Regions from separate parts of the Homo sapiens genome. Here region 1 is linked to region 2. The links are chromatin loops, found by intact Hi-C in ENCODE. Cell type or tissue: B cell. All regions are shown on one strand. Links, peaks and the distances in the headings refer to the core of each region. The heading gives the core; the rest is flanking DNA. Region 1 overlaps TBC1D24 (TBC1 domain family member 24). Region 2 overlaps NPW (neuropeptide W).

Evidence for each region. Hi-C counts contacts between places; a loop is a spot of excess contacts. Peaks named below come from ENCODE experiments on the same cell type or tissue, not always from the same donor. Only the 100,000 strongest peaks of a DNase experiment are listed, where the experiment ranks them.
Region 1: a loop joins it to region 2, with 4 times the contacts of the local background. A loop is called at or near these places in 4 of 110 quality-filtered maps.

Annotation. Positions count from the first base shown.
Region 1 is chr16:2,498,553-2,503,846 of GRCh38, reverse strand. TBC1D24 (TBC1 domain family member 24) reads right to left here. Exons shown (of 8, transcript NM_001199107.2): 5 at 4,427-4,490; 6 at 3,917-4,012; 7 at 3,357-3,579; 8 at 1-3,043. The coding sequence ends at 2,889. Among named protein-coding and RNA genes, the nearest start is that of ATP6V0C, 13 kb to the left of the region's middle. RefSeq lists an enhancer at 2,936-3,753. In B cell, for the core only: CTCF peaks have their summits at 2,278 and 2,479 (motif pointing right); a DNase peak (open chromatin) is centred at 2,486.
Region 2 is chr16:2,020,566-2,025,923 of GRCh38, reverse strand. It overlaps NPW (neuropeptide W), which reads right to left. Exons shown (of 2, transcript NM_001099456.3): 2 at 5,169-5,358. The coding sequence ends at 5,305. Among named protein-coding and RNA genes, the nearest start is that of NPW, 3.5 kb to the right of the region's middle. RefSeq lists silencers at 2,448-2,627, 5,102-5,358 and a cis regulatory region at 1,627-3,316. In B cell, for the core only: CTCF peaks have their summits at 2,451 and 2,650; DNase peaks (open chromatin) are centred at 2,603 and 5,179; H3K4me3 peaks cover 1,172 bases; H3K27me3 peaks cover 2,748 bases.

The sequences.
Region 1 (5,294 bases), core at 295-5,294, 480 kb before region 2:
GGCTCACGCCTGTAATCCCAGCACTTTGGGAGGCTGAGGGGGGGGTGGATCACGAGGTCAGGAGTTCAAGACCAGCCTGACCAACACAGTGAAACCCTGCCTCTACTAAAAATACAAAAAAAATTTAGCTGGGCGTGGTGGCGTATGCCTGTAATCCCAGCTACTCAGGAGGCTGAGGCAGGAGAATCGCTTGAACCCAGGAGGCGGAGGTTGCAGTGAGCCAAGATCATGCCACTGCACTCCAGCCTGGGTGACTCTGTCCCAAAAAAAAAAAAAATCAAAAAATAATTCTTTGAATGTTTCTAAAAACAAATGATAATTTATTATGCAGTTTCAACAAATGTTGGCTTTTTTTTTTTTTAAACAAAGAATGGCTACTTCATAGGCAGAGCAGCCACTTTTGGCTAATTTTTAACATCCAAAGCTAATAAATAATCAAGAAGAAATAGAGAACATTAACAAAATAAATTATGTTCTATTTGGGAATACCTAATATCAGATACTAACAAGTACAGTGATAAGAATAAAAAAGATAATAATCACACATACCTTCTAGGTTAGTAGAAAAGTTAGGAAAAGATATTAAATTTAAAGAAACAATATTTTGCATGCACACAAAAAACAAAGAACTTCGCTCATGATGTGGAAATCATGACCCAGCAGCAATCCGTCTTCCTGGTCCAGATCACTGGAAGGCCCGGGTGGGGCCCCCTGGGGGCAGCCACGCAGAACCTGCTGGACTTAACTCGCCAGAAAAATCACCACCCAGTTCAGGAAGTTTGCAGAGGGAAACCTACAAATGGTCCACGGATATGACTTCCCTGCTCCTGGAGGGCTCCCTCTGGAAGAGGCTTGCAGCATTCCAGTCATAGAATGTGGGTGAGCACTACAGCGGGCAGCCTCCCACACCTGCTTGGCTGTAGGCCCAGGAAGCCCCCGGAGGCCCCTCTGGCTGAAGAGATCAGACTCAGCTTGGAGCCCTGGAGTTGATGCAGCAAGACCATGTTTAATGAACACCAAAGCTGGCGGTACAGATGAGGGCCTCAGGGGCTCAGGCGGGGGCCTGGAGGGCTGCGGTGGGCTGAGATGAGTGGCGACTTCCCTCCCATACCTCTCCCCGTGAGAGGGATTCACCCCATCCCCCTGCGAGCCTCTCAACAGTCCTGTGAGGAGGACAGCAGGGCATGGGGACTGGCCCCATTTCACAGCTGGGGAAACTGAGTTCCAGACGGGTTTGTCAGCTTGCCCAAAGCCACACAGGGTTCCCGGTCCTTCCTCCTGCACCACTGTGCGCCCAGTCAGAGGCTACATGAGCAGATGGTCAGGGGAGGCTAAAGCCCCATGGGAGGAGCAGGCAATGGTGTGGGGATGGAAAGTGGCACGGTGCAGGGGACTCCAAGTGGCACTGGCTGGAGGCCAGCAGGGACGGGGGTGGGGGCAGGACTGCTGGTACCTGCCTCTGTGACCCAGGCTTCCATGGTCCCAGAACAGCCACTTGGGCCTCTGTGTCTCCCTTCTCCCCTCCGTGGTGACCAGACCCTCAAGACGAGTTGAAGGAGGTCATGGGGCATGGAGGGAGGTCACAAGGCAGGGGGCTGCCCCCTATAGTGCCCAGAGGCAAGGCCTCCCCTGGCACCTACCTGCGTCTGGCCAGCGCAGGGCTCAGGCAGGGCAGGGGCCCAGGGGCCCAAAGGCTGTAAGGTGAGAGGCTCACAGAAAACCCTGACACGTGGCCAGCCACAGCACCACAAGAGGGACAGAGGGAGGACATGCATCCATGCAAGGTGGCCAAGGAGGTGCTGTGTGGCCAGGGCCAGGGGAGGGCACGGGGCCTGGTGCAGAGAAGCAGTTGGGGCTGCACTGAGATGAGCATGCCACAAAGAGGGGCTTGGGCGTGACCCTGGGCCCCAGGTCATTGCAATGACAAAGAGGTGAAATGGGCAGCTGCAGAGGCTACAGGAGCTCAAGGAGGCCTGGGCTGGAAGGGAGGGGAGCTGAGAAGCCCCCTGGGTCCAGGCTTCTCTGGGCAGACCCCTGGAAATGGAGCTTGCTGGTCTGGGTCGGTCCCTGAGGGCCTCTCCCGGGGCTACCTCTTCAGATGGGAACACGCAGGGAGGCCCAGCAAAAGCTTCAGGCTCTGCAGAAACACAAGGACATGTGACATCCCCCTCCAGCTCCCACCCTCCCTGGGGGTGGAGCCCAGCACAAATCCCACCCTCCTCCTCCCACCCAGCAGCTCCCAAACGCAGCCCAGGGGAGCCTCAGAGGCAGCCAAGAAGGGTTAATGTGAGAGGTGGCCCAGGAGGCCTGGGGAGGGAACTGGGGCAAACGCCCAGGACAGGGGGTGGGGTCCGCCAGGGGGCAGGCCCAAGGGTGCCAGTCTGTTCTCGGGATCTACGCTGGGATTCAGTCGCCAGCCAGCCAGGCTGCAGGGCCCTGCTCAGGAGGGCGCGATGCTATGCGGCACCAGCAGGGGGCACCACAGGCCCACCCTTAGCTGCACGTTCCCACTGCCGTTGTACTCCCACCCCAGGGGCTCAGGCTGCCTAGAGAGGCTCAGGGGCAGCAAGACCCAGACACTCCCAAGGCCTTGGGCTATGGAAGCCTCCACGGAGGAGGAAGGTACTTCCTATGCCAGCTCTGGGTGGGGCTGGGGGCACAGCAGGCCCTCCAGCTCTGACCCAGATGCAGGTGGACTGGGGAAGCCCAGCCCAAACCCCAGGTAGAGGCAGCAGCAGGTCCAGGCAACGCCAGGCTTGGCCATGGGGTCCTGCCGTCCCCCAACCCTGCCTACCACATGGGGGTTTCATCTGCTCTCTGCTGCCCGAGGCGGCAGCCCAGCCTCGGCCCACCGCCCCACCACGGCTCAGTCACCGTGGCACAGGCCGTCACTGGGTGTCAGGGTCCTGGAAGCCCCAGGCCTCCACGGCAGCAATGAGGAAGTTCTCGGAGCAGAGGGGCTGGTTGTTGAAGGTGTCGCAGTGGCTTGTGCGGCCCCGGTTCAGGTCCCCATCGATGTAGAGCGCCTGGCCGCCTCCTCCCCCTGCAGGATGCTCAGGTCAGTGGCGGCCTGACTGCCCTATCAGCACTGACCCAGGCACCTCACCTGCTGTCCCAGCTGTCCTGCCCTGCACGGGCCTCTCTGAAACCGCACAGACCGTTGACCCTCCATAGCCCCCAGGACCAGCTGTCCAGGCTGGTCTCTCCCTTCCAGCCCCCTCCCACCCATCATGCCTGGTCCACCCTGACACCCAGGGCCTCTTCTCTGCCACCCCGGTCAGGGAGGGCTGGGTGCAGCAGCTTCAGCTGCCCGGACCCCACACCCTCATCCCAGAGCCCCGTCTGCTGGCGCTCACCGACGATGAGGCAGTCGCTGCCCCCCGCCATGAACATGGACTCGGTCTTGGAGGGCAGGTTGAAGTGGCGAGCGGCCAGGAAGGGCGAGAGGCGGTCAGCGGGGTCTGAGGAGGCGGAGTGGCTGAGTGGGGCGGTGGGCTCGGCAGCCATCAAGGGTGGGGGCTTGGTCAGCTCGGGGTGCTTGATCACCACCCACTCGTAGCGCTGCACCTCAGGCTGCAGCTGGGGTGGAAGGGGAGTGTGAGGAGCTGGCGCGGGCGTTCGCAGGCCCCTCTGCCCCAGAGCCACAACCCGTTTCATCCCGTGAATCTGCACCCAGAGCCCAAGGTGGGTGCAGCCCGAGCCAGGGGCTGGGGAGCTGGTGGCTCGAGCAGATGAAGCCCCCTGCCCCGGAGCAGCGCACGGCTGAATGATCAAACCCGGAAGCACACAGGGCGATGACGCTGCTGGGTGACTGCCATGGCGACACCCAACAGTGTCCCCAGGGCAGGCGGGTGCTCCTGGAGGGATGCAGCTACAGGGTCTGCGTGGGGGTTTGGGGACACTTGGCCCCACTCACCCTAAACACAAAGCATTCTCCGGTCCCAAAGAAGCCCAGTTTGCCTCCAAACTTATTTCTCTCACTCCAGTCTGTGGACAGGTAAGCACCACACACCTGGGGGAAAGGTCTGGGTGAGGCTGTGCCCGCAGGCCCCCAGGAGCGTCCCTGTGCTCCAGACTACTGACGGGCCTGTCCCAGGTCACAGGTGGGGGTGCAGGCATTGCCGTCTCCCACCCCCACCCCAGGGCAGGAGTGGTGTGGGAAAGGCAGTGTTGCAGGTGTGTGCACCCTGCCCCTGGCTTGGGGCTGGCAATGAGGGTGGGCGGGGGCTGTGTTGGGGATAGTCTCATTTCCCCTTGTGGCCCTGAGTGTGGGATGAGCCCCATGTGCTGGCCATACCCACGCTCTGACTCTGGATCTGGCCCAGGAGGCCTAGGCCCTGAAGCCCATCAGAGCCAGCCCTGGAGCCCATCAGAGCCAGCCCTGGAGCCCATCAGAGCCAGCCCTGGCTCCAGGGCCCCTGCTCACCTCCTTCTGCGTGGTCTTGATGAGCAAGAGGGTAGGCTCATGTCCTTCACACTGGAAGTAGAACCTGGCGTAGAGACACGCATGCCAGCTGTCACCCTGCACACCCTCCCAGCCGCCTCCTGCAGCCTCCGCTGGCCCCAGCTGTCTTGGGGCGAAGACCTGGGAACTGTGCTTCCTTCTCTCTGGGTCCCGACAACACCCTCACCCAGGTGTTCTTCTCACCTGGCCCTTCTCTGCCATCCCCAGGACAGCCTGCCCTGGTGTGACTCAGGGGAGAGGCCTTGCAGTGGAAGGCCCCAGTGCAGAGCCAAGCGCCAGGGGCTGGGGAAGCAGGAACCAGAGGAACAGGTCCCTGCGGTGGGGAGGTTTGGGCCATCCTCGCAGCCCAGGCATGTGGGAGCCAAAGAGGCCCTGGTCTGCCAACGTGGCGCCTGGAGCTTGGCTGGTGTCCTTGGCAGGGCCAGGAGAAGTGGCTCCAGCTGTGCCAAAATGCTTGAGTTGTTATGAACCTGTGAACGGTGCTGGGTGGGGGCTGGACCAGCTCTGCCTGCCTCACCCCCAGGTCACCCCAGGCCCAACCCAGAGCTCCCACGGCCACATGCTGTCCAAGGCTGGAGGGAGGCTCCCTGGCTGCACCTGGCAGCACCACCCTGGAGGGCAGCATGCCCCAGGCCCCCGACAGAGCACCATGTGGATGACAGGGTGGGGAGCGAGCACAGCCAGGACCTGCCGCCCACATGGTCCCCCAACCAAGACAATGCTGTGAGCTCCAAGGTGGGGATCCTGCCTCCCAGGCGTCTTCACGACGCCTGCATGGCCCCAAGCTGTGGCACGCCTGCCATGACCCCCAAAGTCTGGGTGGTGTGGG
Region 2 (5,358 bases), core at 288-5,287:
CATTTAGGCCTAAGTGCATTTTACCTGGAACAACCCTAGGGGACCGGCCACTTCACAGACCTGCAAACAGGCCTGGAGAGGGAAAAGACCCACGAAGCCTCCTCAGCTCCATTTGGGCCCAGGGATGTGAGATTCGGAGTCCATGCTATCTTCACCACCCAGCTCTTCCTCTGTCTCCAATATAGGAAGGTAGCTGAGTCCAGGCACAGCCCCAGTCTGCCCTCCTCCCCAGCCCAGCCAGGCCCCCTTGCACATACCTGGTTCCCAGGGGTCAGGCACAGCCAGCCCAGGCAATTCCCCATGTGAGCCGTAGAAGCAGGCTTGGCGCAGTCCTCCTCTCCCTCTCGTCTCTCCGGGGCCCTGGGCTGGGCTCCCCTGCCCCCACCCAAGCACAGGGCTCGCCTCTGGGCAGCCTCCTGGGCCATGGCCCCCTGGGTGCCCATATCCCGGCAGCTGCCCCTAAAAGCCACTTAGGCTGAGGCGCCGCGACTGCTCGCCACCCCAACCCCTGCAATTCCTGGGTAAGGCTGCTTCAGGCTCCCGCCCGGCCGGCCGCTTCCATCTCTCTGTCTGCATGTCCAGAGGCTGCCTGTCTGGCCTGTGGCTGGCCTCCCTGGACACAGCCTGGTGCTGCCACCCTTGGAGTCTGTGAAGATGGCTGTGGGCAGTGTGACCCACCACCACGCACCCCACATACCACACCTGTTTGGGCTTAGGGGGTCATCCCACACCAACCAGGTCCACCCAAAACCTGGCAGGCTGTAGCTTCCTGGCCACACTAGAGTCGAGGGAGGTGGCTGGATGGGAGACTCCAGCAGCCCCAGGTCCCCTGGGTAAGGGGGCTTGCAGACCTTACCCGCCCTGGGTGGGGCAGACGCCTGATCAGCCTTGGGCATACACCATCCTTCCCTGGCCCAGGACTCAGCTGATTCCTACTCCCAGTGACTGAAGATGGGCTGAGGGGCCGGAGCAGTGGCTCACGCCTGTAATCCCAACACTCTGGGAGGCCGAGGTGGGTGGATCACCTGAGGTCAGGAGTTCGAGACCAGCCTGGCCAATGTGGCGAAACCCCGTCTCTACTGAAAATACAAAAAAAATTAGCCAGGCGTGGTGGTGGGCATCTGTAATCCCAGCTACTGGGGAGGTTGAGGCAGGAGAATCGCTTGAACCCAGGAGGCGGAGGTTGCAGTGAGCTGAGATTGCGTCACTGCACTCCAGCCTGGGCAACAGAGCTAGACACCATCTCAAAAACAATAAATAAATAATTTAAAAACAAATAAAAAAAAAAAGATGGGATGGAGAACAGCATGGCAGAGGGAGGGGCCACAAGGGACATGAGGTCACAACCAGGGCCAGGAACCAAGGAAATATCACCGGACACACTGCTGCTACAGAGTTAACAAAAGAGTCCCCAAAGCCATGAAGGAGCTGAGGAGGGTAACAGAGTAGCAAAGGGCCGGGCAACAAAGGAAGTGGGCCTAGCAAAGCAGGGAGCAGGAGGAATGAGGCAGCCAGAGAGGAACCAGAGGTCACGATTTCAGAGGAGGTGCAGAGTCAGTGAGAGGGGACAGTGAGTCCAGGGGCCTGGAGGAACAGGCGAGGAAGGGTGACCTAGAAGCTCTCGGGGGCAAACCCTCCCAGGCCTCTTCTCCAGCCAGCCTCCGGAAGCTCTCAGCCCTGGTCCGAGGCTGACCTTGGCCCGTATGGGTGCTGCGCTGGAGGCAGAGAAAGGCGAAGGGAAGCACCTGGGCAAAGGTGTTCAGGGGCCGCAAAGTGCTTGGTGTCTCGAAGAAAGGGCTAGGGAGGTGGGCGGGAGGGAGTAGGGTCAGCATCGAGAGGAGGGTGGACTTTATTTTCCTGGTTCTGTGGGGTGCAGATGGGGTGTGGGTGACGTGGGCTCCCCGGGCCCCAGCAGGAGGGAAGAAAGTCAAGGCAGAGGCAATCAGAGGCTTGGGAGATCCCCCAACTCTCCACCCAACCCCCTTAACCCACGCCTGCCAGCATGCTACCCAGGCGTGGGTCCTATCCAGCAGAGGGAGAGCAGGTCTCAGCCGTTCCCCTGGGCTGTCGGTGGGGGGTCCACCGGGGTGGGGGCCGCCCGTGCACTCCTGTTTTGGCAGGACCTTTCCTTCGGGCCTTGAACCCGCATCCCTCCAGCAAGGTCCCAGCGATCTCAGGGAGCCCGAGCCTGGACCTGGACCGGGGCTCCGGGGTGTGGCCGTGGCCTGGGGCCCTGTCTGGGGGTGGGGCCACTATTCCGACTCCCGGTAATGGTCCAGAGCTGCTCAGGCAGGCGGGGCTTCCTAATGGACATTAATGGCCCTTCAAGCATAACCAGACCGCGCCTAGGGCCTCTTCCCTCAGGCTGCACCATGCCTCTCTTTACATTCTGAAACTGGAGCAGGCGGAGCCAGCGCGACAGAAGGAGGTGACCAACAGAGACCCACAGACCAGACAGAGAGAGAAGGCCGGGGGACTGCGACGACCCAAGAGTGGGGAGAGGCAGGAAACCGCTGCCGCCGACGGGGCGACCCCGCCCACCCGTCGTGGCCCCGCCCACTGCGGCTCTAGCCCCGCCCGTTGCTGGAGGCGCGAGTCGGACGCTACCGCCCGGAACAGTAGCCGCGCAGCGCCACCTGGCCGGAACTGGTGGCATTGCATCGTGCGAGGAGTTGCCCCAGGATCCTGCCCATCTGGCTTCCTTCCACTCGATCCAGTCCTGTGGGGTGGGGACTGGGGTGAGGCTGGCGCCCTAGGCCTGGTTGCGCTGCAGGGGAATAAGGGTGTGGAGTGGGGGAGGCAGAGAAGCCTCTCATGGGCTCTGTCTCCCCATCTTGGACCAGGCAAGCACCAGGGAACATCACTGAACGCCCCCCCGCCAGCCCCGCGAGAACAGAGCTTTGAGCACCTTGGCCTGCGCAAGGGGAGGCCAGAGCTGAAGCAGCCCCAGGAAGAACATTTAACCCAGCCTGGGGCCCTGGAGTCCTCCTTCGGCGGGGGAGGTCCCGGGCTGTCCTGGAATCTGCAGTCTGGAGCAGGCGGTGGGGAAGGGGGAGGAGGCAGTGGGAGGGGCGGTGAGAGCAGACAGAGCCAGCCCTGCCAGAGCACGGGTATCGTCCCATAGGCAGTGGGGAGCCCTTGAGGCGTGGTGTGGTGGTGACGAGGTCAGGACATCCATGTTCTTAGAGGTCAGGTTCAGTGAGGAACAGGGGCAGGAGTGGGAAGGAATGAGCTCGCAGGAGAATGAGTTGCCCTGTGAGGTGTGTGACCACCTCTTCACCCAGCACAGAGCCGGAGGGAGGGCTAGATGGAACCAAGGGCTCCATAAGAATTGGCTGTTGGCCGGGCGCGGTGGCTCACGCCTGTAATCCCAGTACTTTGGGAGGCCAAGGCGGGCGGATCACGAGGTCAGGAGATCGAGACCATCTTGGCCAACATGGTGAAACCCCGTCTCTACTAAAAATACAAAAATTAGCTGGGCGTGGTGGTGGGCGCCTGTAGTCCCAGCTACTCGGGAGGCTGAGGCAGGAGAATGGTGTGAACCCGGGAGGCGGAGCTTGCAGTGAGCGGAGATCATGCCACTGCACTCCAGCCTGGGCAACAGTGCAAGACTCTGTCTCAAAAAAAAAAAAAACAAAAATTAGCTGGGCGTGGTAGTGGGCACCTGTAATCCCAGCTACTGGGGAGGCTGAGGTGGGAGAATCATCTGAGCCGGGGAGGCAGAGAGGCGGAGGTTGCAGTGAGCCGAGATAGTGCCTCTTCAGCATGGGCTGGAGACTCCGTCTCAAAAAAAAAAAAAAAAAAAAGAAAAGAAAAAGAATTGAAGGGGTGGAGATAAAAAGCACCCACATTTGGGAGACAGACACACCTTGGAGATGGAAAGGACCTACCAGTGAGGGGAGGGGGGCTTCTAGAAGTGGGGGTGGGGAGCTGGTTCCACAGAGGCATCCTGGAGCCAGGCCCAGGACCACCTCTCCCCCAATGCTTGCTGGGTGGCCCCAAGGGGGGACCCTGCCACATGGCCACAGGAGGGCTCCAAGGGTGGGCTGCATCAGGGCATGTGACCTTGGTGGTTTGGGGTCCAGGACAGTCATTGGAGTCCCAGGGAAGATTAGAGAGGGTTGAAGAGGCAGCGGGAGGGAGGAGGGGCCCAGACCCTTGGGAAGGGAACTGGAGGGGGCCTGGTGGATGGAGGTCCTCGGTGTTCAAGATGGCAGGGCACATTTATGTGGGGGGGCTGGAGCCAGTGACCAGAAGTGCATGCAGAGGGGGATAAAAGGCAGAGAAGCAGGCCGGGTGCGGTGGCTCACACCTGTAATCCCAGCACTTTGGGAGGCTGAGGCGGGCGGATCACGAGGTCAGGTGATCGAGACCATCGTGGCTAACATGGTGAAACCCCGTCTCAACTAAAAATACAAAAAATTAGCTGGGCGAGGTGACGGGCGCCTGTAGTCCCAGCTACTCGGGAGGCTGAGGCAGGAGAATGGCGTGAAACCGGGAGGCGGAGCTTTCAGTGAGCCGAGATTGCGCCACTGCACTCCAGCCTGGGCGACATAGCCAGACTCCGTCTCAAAAAAAAAAAAAAAGGCAGAGGAGCAGCCAGGGGCAGTGGCTCATGCCTGTAATCCCAGCACTTTGGGAGGGAGGCTGAGGTGGGCGGATCACCTGAGGTCAGGAGTTCAAGACCAGCACGTCCAACATGGTGAAACCCTGTCTCTACAAAAATACAAAAATTAGCTGGGCATCATGGTGGGTGCCTGTAATCCCAGCTACTCAGGAGGCTGAGGCGGGAGAATCGCTTGAACCTGGGAAGTGGAGGTTGCAGTAACCCGAGATCGCGCCATTGCACTCCAGCCTGGACAACAAAGAGAGACTGCATCTCAAAAAAAAAAAAAAAAAAAAGCAAGAAGCAAGGTGGGGCTCAGGTGGAGGGGCCCCTCCTCCCGGGGCATGACCCAGAAGAAGGGGACCAGGGGTTCTTAATCAATCTGCGGAAGCCTTTGGCTAAGGGAGGGAGGGGGTGCCGGGAGATCCAGGTTTGAAATGAATGCTGAGTGCCCGGCGCTTCCCCTGGTCGGCGAGGGAGGGGCCCCTGACATTTGCCAGGGCGTGGGCGCGCCTGTCTGCGCCCTGAGCTAGACGGCAAAGTACACAAGCAGACGAAGGGGTCGCATGCGGGGGCGCAGGAGTCAGGCGGATTTTATTGACCGGACGGCAGGCGGGGTCTATGAGCGGCTCCTGGAAGCGCGCGGCCACTCCTCCTGGGTCAGGCGCGGAGGCGCCACGGGCGGGCGGGGGACGCTGTCAGAACGGTCCGGGGGCCAGGCAGGGCAGGCCAAGGCGGTTTGCTGCGGGGTC